2 separate regions of the Homo sapiens genome follow, and region 1 is linked to region 2. The links are chromatin loops, found by intact Hi-C in ENCODE. Cell type or tissue: ascending aorta. All regions are shown on one strand. Links, peaks and the distances in the headings refer to the core of each region. The heading gives the core; the rest is flanking DNA.

What was found. Hi-C counts contacts between places; a loop is a spot of excess contacts. Peaks named below come from ENCODE experiments on the same cell type or tissue, not always from the same donor. Only the 100,000 strongest peaks of a DNase experiment are listed, where the experiment ranks them.
Region 1: it touches region 2 in a loop (1.8-fold over the local background); 4 of 110 quality-filtered maps call a loop at or near these places.

Annotation. Positions count from the first base shown.
Region 1 is chr3:72,039,988-72,046,425 of GRCh38, forward strand. The region is part of intron 6 of LINC00877 (long intergenic non-protein coding RNA 877); the gene reads right to left. Among named protein-coding and RNA genes, the nearest start is that of LINC00877, 57 kb to the right of the region's middle. In ascending aorta, for the core only: no CTCF peak of the experiment used is centred there; a DNase peak (open chromatin) is centred at 2,634.
Region 2 is chr3:72,450,931-72,458,926 of GRCh38, forward strand. It overlaps LOC105377160 (a long non-coding RNA gene), which reads left to right and starts at 7,691. Exons shown (of 3, transcript XR_940961.3): 1 at 7,691-7,980. In ascending aorta, for the core only: no CTCF peak of the experiment used is centred there; no DNase peak of the experiment used is centred there.

The DNA.
Region 1 (6,438 bases), core at 1-5,000, 410 kb before region 2:
CTGCATCCAGGACATCCTTTTTTCTGTCTCTTTACCCTCTGAGCTCCTACCCACTCTTCAGATCCTAGAGCTTGTCCCTTACGGGGGGAAGACTTTCCTTTTCTTCCTGGCAGGAGCTCCACTAGGCCATAGAATTAATTTTGTTCAATTTAAGGAATGGCACCCCTTTCTTAAGACATTTGGGATGCCACATTCCAGAAAACTGTCATAATAAATATTCAAATTTATAATGTCTATGATGTGACTGGCTCCCCCTAGAGTTGTGCAGTGTACAGCCTGCCCAACCATATGGGAGAGTCCTGTCTTGGTCAGTTTCCATCTCATTGCATCTCTTTGCATTAAGAACTTCCCCCTTGTGGGGGGCACTACTCTCAGTTGCAACCTTAAATTGCAGTATTGATTATTGTCTCTTTACCCTCCCATGGTGTATATAGAGACTCTGTCTGGCTTTATCTATGTTTGGATCCCCAGGACCTAGAGTAGTGCTTTGTTCATACAAATCATTTAGTCAATGCTTGAAAAGCTTTTGCTTCTACACTGCTCTCAAAGTCTCCCTCAAAGAGCTCTTTCTCTGTGTGTCTTTCCTGACCTCCCTATGCTCCCTGGACCCAGGATGTTCCAATTGTAACACATATCACAAAGTATGGCCATTGCCTGTTTTCTTTCCCCTATTTTATTTTAACCCACCCATCCCCTAACACACCAGTAAACTCTAAGCTCCTTTAGAGGAGGGGGCATGCCAATTTGTTCATCTTTTGTCTTCCTCTGACTAGCCTGGTACCTGGCAGTTGCTGAACTGGGTGCTGAATGCCTGGGAGGCGAGAATGCTGCCAGTCTACCCTGAGACTGAGAGGTGTAGGGGGTGATGGCTCTGCTTAGAGGCACCTTGTAGGGTGCCCCTCACTATAAGGACAGCTCCCAGCTCACCCCATAGGGCAGAGACCCCTGTTGTGCCAGCGATTTCTATAATACAAGCCACTTCTCATTCCAACCTCATTGCCTGATATGAGAATGAATTTAGGGTATTGTCTTTCAAAGGATGTCTTTATTCAGTCCCTGCCAGTTTCCTATTCAGTTCCTGCCAATTTCCTACAATACATGGCACCTAACAAGCTTCAAGACCCAGAAGCCAGAGGCAAACAGGTGCCCCAGAATGGGTGGAACTTGCAATCCTGGGTAGCCTGTGAACCCACTTTCCCAGCCTTCACAGTCAGATCCCTGCAGAATAATAAGACCCACAAATCTTTTGTCTGGAAAATTATCTTCCTGTAACACTGGAAGCTGTTACCATGGAAATAAAATAACCTATTAGCCCAAATCTACCAAAACACGGGAGAGGCCCGGCTGCATTTCCGAGGCCCTTCATTAATAAGGAGAAAAGCAGATTAACCTTTAAGAGAATTGACAAGAATGGCCATGACTTGCCGGATTATGATTTTCATGTTGAGTTTATCTGGGCTAATATCTCAGCTTGGAGCAGCCATGCTGAGTGGAAAAGAAAGAAAGACAAGACTCAGTTTGGAAATTCAAATGCCTGCCAGGTTTGGCTGGGCTTAGGTGTGTTTTTGTCTTTTGGTCTTGGCCATCCTGGACTCCTTCCCTCCTATGGATTCCTGGGGATGCCTCCTAACTAGACTAGTACACTGAAGGGAGAGCAATTTTCCTGTCTCCTATTGAGCAGCTGCTGAGAGAGGCACGGAACTGCAGAGGGCTCCTACAGCACAGCCAAGATGCCAAACAGAAGCCGGAGACAGATGGAGCTGAACTCAGCCTGTCCTGGTCTGCCTCCTCCTCCCGAAGTGTCCTCAGTGCCAAATCCAAGACATGCAGGCTGCTGGGAGAGGCAGCAAGGACTTGCCTCTCCCTGTGGCTGGGCACAGAGGTTGCTGGCCCCAAGCAGGGATGCTCCATGATCTCAGCAGTGCCCAGCAGCCCCAGGTACACAGCAACCCAATACCAGGTGGCTAGTAGAGACCTGGTCCTGCACAGTTCACTGCTCCCACACCTGGTCAGCAAGAGCTGTCAGCATCTTAACTACTGGCAGGTGGGATGTGCCAGTGTCTTGACAAGTATCAAGAGAGACTCCATCCCAGGGAAACTGACAATGGCCATCCAAAGCTTGGACAGTGCTTGACCACAGGGCACAGATTACTGGGATTTTTTTCTTCCTTCTCTTTTGATACCTTTTCTTTTTGAAGAAAGGTAGGAGAGTGGCTCTGTGAGCATCAGTTATCATTATTAAAGGCTCTGCTGCCTTGGGGACAGTGTTATGTCTTCCTCAGGTGTCTTTCATTGCCTCTGGTTACCGACACTGGGAAATGGAAGGCACCTGTTCATGTGAGCAGTGGCCTTGTGGTCTGAGACATGAGGTGAGGAAAAAAAAAAGAAGTCACCTATTCATCCTCCCATTCATGTTTAACAGGGTTGTGGTAGGGGCTGAGTGGGACTCTGTTTTCCTTGAATAAGCCCCAGTGGTCAGCCTGGGCTAACTGCCATCATGAATGAGTCCTGGATCTCAGCAGCTTCATGCAAGAGCGGGCTTACTTCTCGCTCCCGTCTCAGTCCAATCAGGGGGTAGGGCAGCTTTCAGAGGTCTAGATTCTTTCCATCTGTGACTCACTGTTCCCAGGGCTTTGGAATGCCTCACTGGATCCTAGCATCTTGCTGAGAGTTGGGAGAGGAGAATGTGGACAACCTAGAGGGGAGGTTCCAGGGGGCAGGCCACCTGCTCTTCTCCCATTGGCTAGGCACATGTCTCTCTCCCAGGGATAGGGGGATGAGAAATGTGGTTGAGCCCAGGCAGAAGAGGAGACTTCAGCAAGAGTCTCTTAACACAAATGGCAGATGCAGAGCTGAGAATAGCAGATACCCACTACCCTGAAGTCACAGTAGAGATTCTGAGTATCAGAGTGAAGGCGGTACTAGCTATTGTGCCACGTAGCATTGCCCAAGGTATGCGTGCAATTCAGATCCTTCAATGTGCTTCACATAAATGAATTTCCTTGAGCAGATATGTTTGGAAAACAATGAAAAAGACATGTTTCCTCCTGGGCATTCACATTGTGTGGTAGCATATGAAGGCTCTGACAAGTCCTGCATTAAAGAAAATCTATCATTATTTAAAACATTTCCCACAAGTACTTGACCAGGGACGTGTCATTATTTTTCTGCTTGAAAATCTAGTAACAGTTCTTAGAATCAATGTTCTAAGGGACATAGTTTAAAAAACAGACCTAGTACAATCCTACCTTTTAGAAAATATGTGTATTTTTGGCACACAAGTGCATGAGGCTCAGAATGAGGATTTGACTTACCCAAGATCAAACAGCTTGCCTCAGGAGGAAGTTGCAGGCCTGCGTTAGGTCCCAAGTAGACTGCTCATTTCCCCAAACCTCTCAAATTAGGTCATGACCCCCAGGAACATGAAACTGGCCAGTATATAAGCTACAGATAAGGTACAGCATGAATACAGCACATCTTCTGAGGCGGGGGCGGGGGGTGCTATTTATCCATTCATTTGGCAAATAAATGAATAAACTGTGCCTCAGTTTTCTTACCTATAAAATGGGGATCATGGAAAGATCATGCATTTAAAAGGACTTAGCCCAGAGCTGGGGACTGTGTCTAAAAATAGACAAGCCTGGCCTCTCTCTTCATAGAAACTGCAGACCATAAAGGAGACAGATAGTTAACTAAAAAAATCATGAATTGTGCAAGTACTAAGCTGAAATTGCTCAAGAGACTGATAGTGACAAGTCAGTAGTGGCTGCTGTGGATGGGATGGTCCCAGAGAAGGTTCTCTGAGGGTGTGATGTTTCCACCAACACCTGAATAATAAGGGGGACTTACTATAGCAAAGCAAAAGAAGAGCCCAGTACAGGCATTGCACATAATAGATGCTCAGTAACTATTAGTTAAATGAATGAATGAACAAATGAATGAGTTGTGGATTGGGGTATAATGTGATATTTTGAGGTTTTCAGATAAAACACCTTGAAGTAATATCATCTTTACAACCTCAAAACACTGAAAGTGTATGTTTTCTCTTCCCACTGCTCTCTGCTGATAGGGTTAATTCAGTAGGAAAGTTCAAGATGTCTGAGAGTAGGTGATCTCAACCTTGGCATGACTGGCATTTGCCTGGGTAGTATGTCTCAGGGATTGTAGGATGTGGCGCAGCATCCTGGCCTCTACCCGTTAGGTGCCAGTAGCCTTCTCCTTGCCCCCTAGTTATGACAACTAAAAACATCACGAGTGGGGGACAAAATTACCCGTAGGTGAGAACCACTGTCCCAGTGTGATTGGACCTATTCATCTTAAACATGGGAAATGTGGACCATAAAATCGCCAAACCTCCTCTCTTTCCTCCTCATATCTGTGGCCTCCCAGAATTTGTGGCCCAATACCACAGGAATGGCCCAAGTCCACATGTCATCATTCAGCACAGCAGCAGCTTTCCTGGCAGAGCGGTCCCAATGAGCCATATGTGTGCTTCTGTCTCCTCTTTCCCATGCCCCAGAAAAGTCCAAGTTAATTTCCAGCCATCCCATTATGACTTCTCCAGAAAGAAAGGAAGTTTCCTGGGTTTGCATTCCAGCAGAATTGCAACCTAAGCTCTTTGTACTTTTTGACATCCTGTTTCTGATTTCCGTGCTGGGCTTAAAGTAGGGAATAAACACTTTTTTGAAAGCTCTGTGCATTCCAGAGAAAATCACCCAGCAGGCTCTAAAGAAGAGAGAGGATGCAGGGACATGCTGGTGGAACGTTCCGTGCTTGCCACTGGGTGTAGAAAGAGAAAGAGCCCCAGGGTGAGCTACATGCAGGGAGTTGGGGGAAGAGAATGTGGACAAACTAGAGGGGAGGGTCCAGGGGGCAGACCACCTGCTCTCTTCCCATTGGCTAGGCACATGCAGAGACATGTGCCTAGCCAATGGGAAGAGAACATTATTATATATAACAGTAATATATAATTACATATAATAATTTATATTATATAATAATTATTATATAATATAGCTATATATAGTTATATATTATATAACTATATATTATAGTTATATATAATATAACTATATATTATAGTTATATATAATATAACCAAATATAATAGTTATATATAATATAACCAAATATAATAGTTATATATAATATAACCAAATATAATAGTTATATATAATATAACCAAATATAATAGTTATATATAATATAACTAAATATAATAGTTATATATAATATAACTAAATATAATAGTTATATATAATATAACTAAATATAATAGTTATATATAATATAACTAAATATAATAGTTATATATAATATAACTAAATATAATAGTTATATATAATATAACTAAATATAATAGTTATATATAATATATAACTATATATAATAGTTATATATAATATAACTATAATATATAGTTATATATAATATAACTATAATATATAGTTATATATAATATAACTATAATATATAGTTATATATAATATAACTATAATATATAGTTATATATAATATAACTATAATATAATATAACTATAATATATAGTTATATATAACTATAATATAATATAACTATAATATATAGTTATATTTAATATAACTATATAGTTATATTATAATATAACTATAATATAGTTATATATAATATAACTATAATATAGTTATATATAATATAACTATAATATATAGTTATATTATATATAACTATAATATATAGTTACATATAATATATATTATTATTATATATAAGCTATATTATATAATAATTATATATAACAACATAACTTATTTTATATTTAAATATAAATATAATATATATTTTAAAATATAAATATAATATATATTTTTAAATATATATATGTTTTTAAAAGTAGGATTGTACTAGGTGTGTTTTTTAAACTGTGTCTCTTAGAACATCGACTCTAAGAAATGTTAGTAGATTATCAACCAGAAAAACGATAGCACATCCCTAGTCAAGTATAGGGGAATGAGAAATGTAGTCTAGCCAAGGTAGGACAGAAGCCTTCAGCAAGAGCCTCTTAACATAAATGCCGGCTACAAAGGTGAGATTAGCAGATGCCCACTACCCTGAAGTCACAGTAGAGATTCTGAGTATCAGAGTGAAGGTGGTCCTAGCTATTGTGCCATCCAGCATTACCCAAGAGAGTGTGGACAACTAGAGAGGATGCGGTTGCCAAAGCAGGAGAGAACATGTTCACAAGATACGGCTCTTCACTTGCTGGGGGTCTCTGGCAAGTCACTTAAACAGAGACTCAGTTTCCTCATTTGTAAAAGGTGAAAGATGCTACTGTTACTCGTGGGTACTGTTTACGTACTGTGCTAAGCACTATGTTTTAATAATTCTTGCCCTATAGGGCTCAATGAGTTATGGTGAGGGTTATATTATATAATAATGGAGATGTAAGGGCTTTGTAA
Region 2 (7,996 bases), core at 1,212-6,211:
CCTGGGCTCAAGAGATCCTCCGGCCTCAGCTTCCCAAGTTGCTGGGATTATTGGCGTGAGGCACTGCACCCGGCCCAATCTAAAAATTTCATACACCAACCCACAACCTGATGTCCCATGTCCCTCTGTCCTGCTCTACTTTTCTCTCCTTAGCATACCCTACATTTGGCTCTTATAATGAGGAGACTTTTTCTCTAATGTACCCCACAGTTCAGTTATCTTGTTTAAGCAGATCCTTGCCCCAGTAGAATATATGCTTCATGATGGCAGGGATTTTATTTTTCTGCTGTGTTCCCCCCACCATCCCACCTAGTATATATCAAGTGCCTAGAACACTGACTAGTGTACATTCGTTGAAAAAAAAATCTCTTTCATTTAACAATATATTGAGTAGCAACTAGCTATCATGCTCATGCCAGGGAATGGAAGATCAGATAAACAAAATAGACTTCATTCCTAATCTTTTGGAGTTTACCTCCTAGTTGAGGAGCCAGACATTATACAAGTAATTACAATTGTGACAATTGCTACAAAGACAAAATACGAGATGAGAGGTGAGAGGGTGCTAAGAGAGGGAGGTTGTTGATGTAGCCGGTGGAGCCGGGAACTCCCCTGAAAAAGTTAAGTTGCCCACAAGAAAAAAAGGCAAAAGCAGTCAGGTGTCTGGTGCTTTGGAGGAGCTAAAGGCAAGCAGCTGTGGCCAGAGTCCCGCCAGAGAGGAGAAATGAGGCTGGAGAGGCAGGTGGCTGGATAGATCCATATGGCAGGGTAGGGAGTGAGTTGGGAGTGAGGTCTTTATCCTGAATGCGATGGAAGCCACTGATGAGTTTACAAGAATATGTCTACCTGGGACTGTCAGTGTCTGCCTTAAAGAATTAGATGCTGGGAGAAGCAGACTCCTTGGAGGAGGGGAGGTAGTGGAAGGACCTTTAAAGTGGCCCAGATTCAGACCATGAAGGGCAGCTTGGGTGGGCTTCCCTCCTTTCTTCAGCTCAAGAAAGAAGTGAAAGCCACTGAGGCTTGCCAATGGGAAGGGCTGGAAAGTTATCAACTCAGGCTTCCTCCTGCCGTTAAATTTGCAAGTGCTACTCCCTAGACGGAAACCTGAATACTCACTAAGCCTAGGACTTTGAACCTTAGGAATCCCCAATGAAGGTATTATAAACAAGTGAGAGAAAAAAGGTTTGCTCCAAACACCTCAGTGCTTACCCCTGCCCCACCCATGATACACCTTCTTATGGTCTGAGTCCCACACCCTGATCGGGGGTGACATTTTCAACAATCTGCAGTGCAATGAGAAAAATAAAGGGTAAATGTATGAGTACTTTCCTATGACCAGATAAATTACCAATGGTTGATTCTTGGGAAAGACTATTTTTTATTCTGAGATGATGTTCTTTCACTTTTTTTCTTTTTTCAGAGGTTTGGGTAATTTAAGCGTCCCTTCTTTAATGGAATGATGGCAATAGTACGTGGCAGTTGCCTTTCCTAAAATGTCCTCAATTGACCAGATCACCAGTGGGCAATTCGGTGTTGATTTCTCAATTCTCTGCCCTCGCTGATTTTATCCGTGTAGTTTTAAGGGCACCAAGACCTAGATGATCTTAATGAAGCTTTCCGAGTTATGTGTGATTGAGGGGAAGAGGAAGGAGAAAACTGTATCACGAGGTGACTGAAAAAGCCACCCAAGAAGGAGTGAAGCCAGAAAGGTTAAAATGTCAATCCTAATAGCTAGGAATTAATGCCCTGCTTTGCACATAATATTCCTTCAGTGGCTTAAAAGAGAAAACTGTTGCTTGGAGCAGCTACCTACCTGGAGCTGGAGGGTCTTAGGAACTAGGGAGAACCCAGCTCATCTCACTTAAAGCCTGAGGCTTGTGCTGGTATCACTGGGTACATCTGGAGACTAATGCTGAAGATAAGATTAACTTCTAAAGAAGCTCCCCTGGAGTCAGAGCGAGATGGAACTTCCCTGACCATCTGCGTTGAACCTTCACCAGATTTTGCAACCTGGTGACATTTTACAGTGTCATCTGTGCACGTGCTTATCAGAGATGTGAAGTTTCATTGATCTGCCTCTTCCATAGTAGGAAATATCACAAGTCAAAATTGTCCTGGCTTATACGTCACACCCTCGACAAAAATTAACTCAAACTGTATCATAGACCAACATGTGAAACCTAAACCTATAAAACTTCCAGAAGAAAATATAGGAGAAAATCTTTGTGGCCTTGGGTAGGCAAAGGTTTCCTAGATATTAAACGAAAAGCACGATCCATAAAAGAAAAAGTTGATAGCTTCTACACCATCAAAGTTAAAAACTTCTCTCTGAAAGACACTGTTAAGAATATGAAGGGACAAATCAAAGACAGAAAATATTTGCAAAGCACATATCTGATAAAAGACTTATATCCAGAATATATGAAGAACTTTTACCGTGCAATAAGAAGACAAGCCACCTAATGAAAACATGAACAAGAGATGTGAGTGGACACTCCACCAAAAGATACACGAATGCACAATAGGTACATGAAAAGATGCTCGACATCATTATTCATTAGGGAAATGCAAATTGAAACCACAAAGAGACACCACTGCACATCAGAATGGCAAAAAAGACAAAAAAACAAACAAAAAAAACCACCTGACAATCCCAAGTGCTGGAGAGGATGTGGAGTGACCCTCACACATTGCCAGTGGGAGTGCAATATGGTACAGTTCCTCTGGAAAAACAGTTTGGCAGTTTCTTATAAAGTTAAACATACACTTACCATATGAGCCAGCAGTCCCACTCCTAGGGATTTACCAAAAAAAATGAAGACATATGTTCACATAAAAACCTGTGCTCAGATATTTATAGCAGCTTTATTCATAATCACCAAAACTTGGAAACAACCCAAATGCCCTTTAACTGGCGAGAAAATAAACAAATTGTGGCACATCCATACCATGGAATACTACTCATCAATTAAAAGGAACACACTACTGATCTATGCAATGTGGATGAATCTCAAATACATTATCCTAAGTGAAAGAACACAGTCTCAAAAGGTCACATACTGTGTGGTTCCATTTACGTAACTTTCTGGAAAAGGCAAAATTAGAGGGATACAGAACAGATCAGTGGTTGCCAAGGATTAGGGGTGGAGGGAGCATTTGACTACAAAGGAGTGGCAGCAAAAAAGAATGCAGGGGGAGGGTGGAAGTTATCTACATCTTGACTATGGAGGTACTTAGAAGATAGAATGCATTTGTCAAAACTCAGACCTGTACATCAAAACGAGTAAATTTTGCTACTCAGGAGGCTGAGGCAGGAAGATTGCTTGAACCTAGAAATTTGAGGCTGCAGTGAGCTATGGTCATGCCACTGCTCTCCAACCTGAGAGACAGAACAAGAACCTGTCTCTGAAAAAAGGTAAGTAAATTTTACTGTATATAAGTTACATCTCAATAACTCTGGATTGAAAAGTTCCCTAAGCATCTACACTCCATATTCCTTCCCCTCTTAAAGTAATAACCATAAGACCTAGCATCGTGTAGCTTTGCTGTCTGCCTGGCACTGTGAATAATCCTGTCCTTTCCAGAGTATTCTTCTTTTCAGTAATTTATCCAGTTACTCAAGCCATAATCCTTGGAGTTATCCTTGACTTCTCTCTTTTTCTTATACCCTACATCAGTCCAGCCTTTGCACTTGACCTTCAGTATATATCCTGAATCTGACCACTTCCCATTATCTCTATTGCTGTCGCTCCAGTCCAACAAAGAATTACTTCTCAGCCTCCTAACTGAAAAGAGGAGGACTTCTAGTCTTCTCTTCTTGCACTCTGTACTGTCAGGATATGCTTGGTTATGCTATGGTAACCCTCCCAAATCTTCGTGATTTATCCCAACAAAGTGATTAAAGGGATTTCTTGCTAAAGCCACTTGTCTGCAGGTCAACACCTCCACCCTGTCTCTCCTCACTCTTTGGACCTAGGCTGTGGTGGCCTGAATGTGTCCCCCACAATTCATGCGTTGGAAATTTAATTCCCAATGCAACAGTGTTGGGAAGTAGTGCCTTTGCAGAGGTGTTTAGGTCATGAGGGCTCTATTCTCATGAATGGATTAATGCTGCTATAAAAGGGCATGGCAGAGGGAGTTCATCCTCTTTGCCCTACTGCATTCTGCCATGTGAGGACACAGCGTTCCTCCCCTCTGGAGGATACAGTGTTCAAGGTGCCACCTTGGAAGCAGAGAGCAGCCCTCAATAAATGCTAGCACCTTGATCTTGGACTTCCCTGCCTCCAGAACTGTGAGACAATAAATTTCTGTTCTTTATAAATTACCCAGCAGTCTTGGGTGTTTTGTGATAGCAGCACAAACAAAGACCCAGGCTTTCTGAGCTGCATCCAGCTTGAACATCATTGGTGGCTGTAAAGGAGCTCTAGAGGCACGCATTCTGGCAACCAGCTGCCTGGCCTGGAAGTGACACAGTGACCTGTGCTCACAACTCATTGGTCAGAGTCTCATGGCCACGCTGCACAACAGGAAGCATAAACAGGAAGCCAGCATGTGCCCAGGAGGTAGAGAGCAAGAAATATTTGGCCATCGGCCTTGTGATTACCATGATTCTTTAAAGTCTTCTCTCAAAACCACGTCAAGAGATCCTTTTAAGATGCTGGTGACTCACCTGCACAAAATCCTCAAATGACTTTCATGACATTTAGATGAAAATCCAGAATCTTGACTCTGGCCTTCAAGACCTGCTAACTTCATCCACCCCTGGCTTCTTCACCCCCAGCTCAGCTCTAGGAACTTGGGCCCCTTGCTGTTTCCTGCCATGTCCGGCCCCTCCTCAGGGCCTTTCTGCCTGTTCTCCTCTGGATATTCCCACAGCTACATTGCTCTCATAGTCCAGGTGGATGCTAAATGCCCCTTCTTCAGGGAGGACTTCCCTGACTAGGACATCTTACATAGCATAATCCCCAGTCACTGCCACCCTCACCCTGCTTTATCTTTCTTTACACCCTTAGCATGACCTAGCACTGTATGATGGTGTGTGTGTGTGTGTGTGTGTGTGTGTGTGTGTGTATGTATGTTTTGGCCTGGTTCATCCAGTAGAATGTAATATTTGTTGGGACAGGGACTTTCCTTTGTTCAATCCTAGTTTGTGGGCCTGTCTCCCTGTGAGTTTTTGCCATAGCAGTCCAGCCACACATGCCAGAGCCCAGGAAATGGATGATGAACTTTAGTACATTCCAGTTTGAGCCTTGTGAATATTCAGGTGAGTGGTTCCCTATGATGGTATGATTTCCTTCAGTTTTTCCATAATTTTTTTTTTTTTGAGATGGAGTTTTGCTCTTTGTTGCCCAGGCTAGAGTGCAATGGCGTGATCTCGGCTCACTGCAACCTCTGCCTCCCAGGTTCAAGCAATTCTCCTGCCTCAGCCTCCCGAGTAGCTAGGATTACAGGTGTGCACCACCACGCCTGGCTAATTTTGTATTTTCGTAGAGACGGGTTTTCTCCATGTTTGTCAGGCTAGTCTCCAACTCCTGACCTCAGGTGATCCGCCCTCTTCAGCCTCCCAAAGTGCTGGGATTACAGGCATGAGCCACTGTGCCCGGCCGTGTTTTTTGTTGTTATTGTGATTATTGTTGTTTGTTTTTTGAGAGAGGGTCTCACTCTGTTCCCAGGGCTGGAGTGCAGGGGTATAATGTCATCTCACTGCAGCCTTGACTTCCTGGGCACAAGTGATCCTCCCACCTCAGCCTCCCAAGTAGCTGGGACTACAGGCATATACCACCATGCCCAGCTACTTTTTGTATTTCTTGTAAAGACGGGATTTCACCCTGTTGCCCAGGCTGGTCTCGAGCTCCTGGGTTCAAGCAATTCACCTGCGTCAGTCTCCCAAAGAGCTGGGACTACAGGCGTAAGTCACTGCGCCTAGCCAGTTCTGCAATGTTTATTAAAGCCCCGGGCCCAGAAATTGCTTCCCCAGCAGCTTGTTCTTTTTTTATTATTATTTTATATTTGAGACAAGGGTCTATTTTTCTCAGGCTGGTCTCGAACTCCTGAGCTCAAGAGATCCTCCTTTCTTGGCCTCCCTAGTATCTGGGACTACAGGCACATACCACTGTGCTCGGCTACTGGCAGCTTGTCCTTGATACTTGAATTTCCACCCTTAGAGTCAGAGTCATAGAATGTTGAAGATGGAATGAAGAGTTAAGACCATCCATCTAGTACTGTCTTAGTTCAGAGGCAAAAACCCAGGGGCAGAGAGATCACAGAGGGCCTTCACATACATTGTTGCCTCTCACAGCTGCCTCTGTGTGAATTACCATTGACACTGGCAGGGTATGTAGTTCATCCAAGTTCATTCCTGCAACTCTCCAGGTTTTGTACCTGGACTTCAAAACCTGCTTTTCTGATTGCAGATTCTATTATGCTGCAAATGGAATCCCTAGAACTCAAATATCCTGACATTCATTAAGAGTAAGGTTAAGAAAGAGACTTACCCACAGGAACATCTAATAATGTTCGGGTCTATGTACACATTGTTATGAGCTGAACTGTGTCCCCACCCCCACTCCCAAATCAATATGTTGAAGCCCTAGTCCTGGCTACCTCAGAGTTTGACTGTATTAAAGATAGAGTCTTTAAAGAGGTGATTAAGTTAAAATAATGCCATTTGGGTGAGCCCAGTCTGACTGGTAACCCTATAAGAAGAGGAAATTTAGACACTCTACATAGAAAAATGAAGACAAATGCACACACAGAGGAAAGACCGCGTAAAGACACAGCAAGAAGGTGGCCTTCTGCAACCCAAGGAGAGAGGCCTCAGGAGAAACCAAACCTGCTGACACCTTGATCTTGGACTTCTAGGTCCTGAACTGTGAGGAAATAAATCTCTGCTGTTTAAGTAGAACAGTTTGAGTTACTTTGTTACAGCAGACCCAGCAAACTTATCCACACATCATGAGTTTGTGGGTAGCTAAAGAGAGGCTGCCCTGGCCAGGTGCAGAGGTTCACACCTGTAATCCCAGCACTTTGGAATGCCGAGGTGGGCGGATGGCTTGAGCTCAGGAGTGCAAGACCAGCCTGCCCAACATGACAAAACCCTGTCTCTACAGAAGATACAAGAATTAGCCGGGCATGGTGGTGCATGCTTGTAATCAGCTACTCAGGAGGCTGAGGTGGGAGGATCGCTTGAGCCAGGGAGGTCAAGGATGCAGTGAGCTGAGATCATGCTACTGCACTCCAACCTGGGCAACAGAGCGAGACCCTGCCAAAAAACAAAAACAAGAGAGAGGCTGCCTATGAGATAATAATAACCAACACATAGGGAGTGCTTACTCAGACAAGGTGCTAAGCACTTTAGGTGTTAACTAATGAACTAATAACTCAATGAATATTAACAATAAGCATATGAGGTAGATTATATTACAGTGCCCCTTTTATAAATTAGGAAGTTAAGAAGCAGTAAAGTTAAGTCACTTACCCTGAGTCGCACATCTGGGAAGTGACTGGGCTGAGACTTGAACCGAGGCAGCTTGGGCTCCAGAGTCCAGGCTCTGAAGGAGCTAGTTAGTCAGTTATGATCATTTCTATCTTCCAGATGCGGAAACTAAGACTTAGACACTGGTCCAACCCCACAGCCAGGGTGTGGCAGAACCAGAATTTCCAGTTCTTTGTACTTCATCACAAACCAAATCCCTGGAACTCAAGAATCCTGAAAGTTGTTAACTGAAGGAAGGAAAGGGGCCCACCCGGAGGAGGAAGGGCAAAAATCTATTTATACACAAAACAGCTTTGCAAGGGGGAGAGGCACCTGATATAAAAGTTTTGGGTCACTTGAAGCATGACAGGAAGATGGTAAAATGGAGCCAGAATCTGAGAAGGCTGGGAAGAGGGGGAAGTACCAGCTGCAGAGGTTTGAAGGGCGCCATGTCCCTCACCTCTTCAGAGCTTCTTCTCCCTGTTGCTACCGCCAAGAGAAGAGAGGTAGGGTATCTTGCCC